Regions from separate parts of the Homo sapiens genome. Here region 1 is linked to region 2. Evidence: chromatin loops called from intact Hi-C (ENCODE). Cell type or tissue: psoas muscle. All regions are shown on one strand.

Region 1 (2,500 bases), 1.2 Mb after region 2:
GACCTGGCAACCATGTACCCTAAGTCAGCCTTTCACAATAAAGAAGTTTATCCCCTCTTCCTTTTAGGTTAATTCCTAGGTCCTTCTCCATCAAACCTGATTTCTCTGACTGACCAAAGCCAAATCCGGATATGCTTTAATAGATGTCTAAAATATGTCCTCAGTTCCTAGGCAGTGGGATGTCCCTGCTGCAATCTTCTGCTGCTGAGCTCTTGGAACTGATTTGATGCCTATATTCAAAAATTTATGAAACTGACTTACATATCACTTGGTTAGTAAAGTTACTGGAGAGCTTTGAGGCTTCATAAGAGTGTTTGGGGCTTTATTTCATATCCTGCAGGAAATGATTAAAATTTGGGTTCCCTTTGTCACCTATATGCACATACCATCACTTTCTAAGCTATTATTTAAAAGCAGATTTCCCATCATAGTGGTATACGTTTTCACATTCACTTGTTCTTAACATCTTGTCATCAAATATAGAGGCTTAGCTTTTCTTTTTCTCAGAACCTTTAATCCACACTTTTATGAAGAGTACCTAACTCATTATAGGTATATAATGAATGTTTGTAGAAGGAAGGGAAGGAGCGAGACGTGGGAAATCCCTGAATGGTGATTAACTCAAATCTTAGTGGGGAATCCTTTCTAACAAATCTATTCTTACCTTATCTTGGAATGGTGAAAATATAATTTACTCTCACAGAATGAGGTACCATTTGCCAATTTTCTGCATCAGATCACAGAACTGGATACTCATGTTTAAACTCCTTTAACGTGAGCCCCAACCCTTCTTTAACAGAAGCACGTCGTTAGGTGCAGGGTGACTAAGTAGAACTGGAACTGAGAACTTGAACCAGACCTCAGGTTTTCCAGCTTCTAGCCCAGGCTTTTATCTTGATGACTTTCCGCTTTGGTTTCTTTTCTTTCTTCCACCTTAAAAACCCTAATTTATTTGTAAGTGGGTTCTTACTACCAAATGCCACTGCCCTTGTCCACATTGACATCTGTGAAAATGTTCCCGAAGAGAGTAGGTGACTGGTTGTTGTACCTAGAATTCATTGAAAAGAGCTATGGGGGAGATCTTTGTTTTGTTTTAACATTTTGTAATTTGCATCTCCCTGCCATGAGCCATTCATTCCCTAAGGATCCTTAGCTAGGTGGGGAGCACGTTTGCATAGTGCCACTGCCTGAACCGCCAGCAGGGGGAGCCATGGCAGCGGGGTTTGCCCGGCACCGGCCAGGACACGGATGGATTTCTCCGGTTGCTTTGGAAACCAGCCTTCAGAGTCAGTCCTGTTCATTAGCTGCGGAGTTAACGGCCTCTGTGCTAATGAACTCCTCTGATGTCTCTTCTCTTAAGCATCCTTCTAGTGAGTAAAGATTTCCCTCCCCACCCTGTGATACCAGATTTTATTTATCATCTTTCAAGAAAGTTTACTTTCTCATGGATGGAAACCCTTTGCAGTTCTGGCAATTGAAACAAATTTTAAAACTTTTATTGACACCATCAATCAAATATATGTATATAATGAGACGTACTTGTAGAATATTACTAAAACTTGAGTTTTAAACCATTTAATGGTTTTTTTTATTAAATTTTTTAATGCTATAATACTTCTCCCATTCACAGGAGGAAGGGGCAGAATCATTTATTCCCTTGGTTTTCCTTGTGATAGTGATTTGCATAACCTCTCGATGTTGTTCGTCCAGGGATGCATTGTCATCTAAGTGGCAATGTCATCTAAGGATTTCACATTTATTACAAATGAGTACAGAGAACATTCACATCTCATTTTGTTTTTTTGTAAATGCACTAATCAGTTTTCTTTCCAATGCCTTCCACTTAGATTAGGGAAGCGATACTCATCCTTCTGTTTACTAAGTTTTCTTCTTCCAGCTGGATACTTTCTCCATGCAGGAATTCCTCCCTTTCCCTTTCATGTGTCTCTCACCACTTGCCCTTTTAAAGATTCCCCACTCTGCTTCTCGGTAAATATACTAGGAAAAGCATTTCCTGTTTCTGCCCACACGGGAGATGGACAGGACTTCCAACACGCACAGTCGGTCCAGACCTGCCCTGGTCTGTAATTTCTTCTGAAAGGTTGGCCCTCCTTGGGTTACTGTCTGTGTCATGTCCCCAGGGCCACTGTCCCTCCCTCCCCTCAGCCTGGAGGAGAGCTCCACTGCGGGGGGCCACTTGCTGGCAAGTGTGACACAGCTCATTCTGCAGATGGCACCAATGCACTCTCAGCTGCCCCTGCCATCTCCGAAGGGCCTCAGAACTCACAGCTGCATTTGCCCAAGTTAACGTGTCATGGACATGTTTTCCCACGTCTCCACCGTTCATTTTGGAATATCGGCTTGTCAGCCACTACAGTCCTTGGAAATAATAAAATCCAGTCTACGTTTGCAGTTGGTTGTCCCACAGTCGTGGTACGTGTGAAATGTGTGTGTGTGTGCCTGCATGTGTGTAAATTCTTATATGTTGTGCCGTCTACCC
Region 2 (2,500 bases):
AGTGAGACAGCATCACTAAGGCCTCTTCTGATCAGGCTTGGCGTGGCCGAGGCCTTGGCGACTTACCTTCCAGGGGTTTGGAAACGGGTGTGGTGCCTCTTGTTTTACCGCAAATGGCTGAGGCTACTGGGGTTATGGCAGTAGGTGACGCCAAACCTGTGGAACACACAGACGAGCTACTGAGCATCTCAGGGTCACTTCTGGAAATCTCCGGGACCCTGACCGATCTCCAGGAGTCCCAGGGTAGACGGCACAACATATAAGAATTTACACACATGCAGGCACACACACACACATTTCACACGTACCACGACTGTGGGACAACCAACTGCAGATGTAGACAGGATTTTATTATTTCCAAGGACTGTAGTGGCTGACGAGCTGATAATCCAAAATGAACGGTGGAGATGTGGGAAAACATGTCCATGACACGTAGACTTGAGCAAATGCAGCTGTGAGTTCTGAGGCCCTTTGGAGATGGTGGGGGCAGCTGAGAGTGCATTGGTGCCATCTGCAGAATGAACTGTGTCACACTTGCCAGCAAGTGGCCCCCCACACTGGAGCTCTCCTCCAGGCTGAGGGGAGGGAGGGACAGTGGCCTTGGGGACATGACACAGACAGTAACCCAAGGAGGGTCAACCTTTCAGAAGAAACCACAGAGCAGGGCAGGTCTGTACCGACTACAAGTTTTGGAAGGTCCAGTCCATCTCCCGTGTGGGCAGAAACAGGAAATGCTTTTCCTCGTATATTTACCGAGAAGCAGGGTGGGGAATCTTTAAAAGGGAAAGTGGTGAGAGACACATGAAAGGGAAAGGGAGGAATTCCTGCATGGAGAAAGTATCCAGCTAGAAGAAGAAAACTTAGTAAAGAGAAGGATGAGTATTGCTTCCCTAACCTAAGTGGAAGGCATTGGAAAGAAAACTAATTAGTGCATTTACAAAAAACCAAAATGAGATGTGAATGTTCTCTGTACTCATTTGTAATAAATGTGAAATCCTTAGATGACATTGCCACTTAGATGACAATGCAACCCTGGACGAACAACATCGACAGGATATGCAAATCACTATCACAAGGAAAACCAAATGAATGAATGATTCTGCCCCTTCCTCCTGTGAACGGGAGAAGTATTATAGCATAAAAAATTTAATAAAAATACAATTAAATGGTTTAAAACTCAAGTTTTAGGTAATATCCTAGAAGTACTTCTCATTTTATATATGTTTGATTGATGATGTCATTAAAAGTTTTAAAAGTTGTTTCAATTGCCAGAACTGCAAAGGGTTTATATCCATGAGAAATTAAACTTTCTTGAAAGATTTAAAGATAAATAAAATCTGGTATCACAGGGTGGGGAGGGAAATCATCATTCACTAGAAGGATGCTTAAGAGACATCAGAGGAGTTCATTAGCAAAGAGGCCGTTAACTCCGCAGCTAATAAACAGGACTGGCTCTGAAGGCTGGTTTCCAAAGCAACCGGAGAAATCCATCCCTATCTTGGCCGGTGCCGGGCAAATCCGCTGCCATGGCTCCCCCTGCTGGCGGTTCAGGCAGTGGCACTATCCAAAAGAGCTCTTCTCCCAGCTAGAGATAAGGATCTTTAGGCAATGAATGGCTCAGGGCATGGAGATGCAGATTACAAAATGTTAAGACAAAACAAAGATCCCACCATAGCTCTTTTCAATGAATTCTAGGTACAGCAACCAGTCACCTACTGTCTTCGGGAACATTTTCACGTCTCTCTTACTCCAGGTGTGGTTGGAGTACTTGGCTTCCAGGAGAATCCTAGAATACCACGAGAACCTTGTGGAGTGCTAACCGTTACACAGAATCAAGGAATATAAAAAAGGGAGAAAGTCCTAACGTGGCTAGCGGGAGAAGAGAGGTTTCTGGGGTAAGAGAATGAAGGTCAGGTCCCAGATGCCTCCTGGCAACGCGCTGAGAGGTGGTCACTCCTGGTGGCCTGATGTTTCTGGGAGATAGGACCCCAGGCTGTTGTGCAGGGGGTTATTTTATTCTGCAGTGAATGTTAATCGGTTACCATATCACTGCAAATCAAAAAGTGCTAATGACTCAAGTGAAACATATAACCCAGGAGGTGATGGCAAATATTAGAAACAGAAGAGACAGTTTTTTCATTAATTATAAAGTATAAGAAGATAATTTCCTCAGTGAGCCATATAACACCTGTTAAATAAAGATCTCTGATATATTCAGGAAAATATGAAAGCGAACTCATCCACCGAGAAATGGGAACTGTTGCTTCCACAAACCTGAATAAGAGCAAATCTATATCCTCTGATGTCAATGTGGACAAGGGCAGTGGCATTTGGTAGTAAGAACCCACTTACAAATAAATTCAGATTTTTAAGATGGAAGAGGAAAAAAGAAACCAAAGCAGAAAGTCATCAAGATGAAAGTCTGGGCTAGAAGTTGGAAAACCTGAGGTCTGGTTCAGGTTCTCAGTTCCAGTTCTACTTAGTCACCCTGCACCTAACG

What was found. Hi-C counts contacts between places; a loop is a spot of excess contacts. Peaks named below come from ENCODE experiments on the same cell type or tissue, not always from the same donor. Only the 100,000 strongest peaks of a DNase experiment are listed, where the experiment ranks them.
Region 1: a loop joins it to region 2, with 14 times the contacts of the local background. A loop is called at or near these places in 7 of 110 quality-filtered maps.

The regions. Positions count from the first base shown.
Region 1 is chr10:29,495,267-29,497,766 of GRCh38, reverse strand. All of the region lies in intron 18 of SVIL (supervillin), which reads left to right. Among named protein-coding and RNA genes, the nearest start is that of MIR604, 49 kb to the left of the region's middle. RefSeq lists an enhancer at 908-1,409. In psoas muscle, a CTCF peak has its summit at 1,194 (motif pointing right); a DNase peak (open chromatin) is centred at 1,216; H3K27ac peaks cover 776 bases.
Region 2 is chr10:30,686,895-30,689,394 of GRCh38, reverse strand. No RefSeq gene overlaps it. Among named protein-coding and RNA genes, the nearest start is that of LINC02644, 35 kb to the left of the region's middle. RefSeq lists an enhancer at 1,355-1,893. In psoas muscle, CTCF peaks have their summits at 1,356 and 1,559 (motif pointing left); a DNase peak (open chromatin) is centred at 1,524; H3K27me3 peaks cover 313 bases.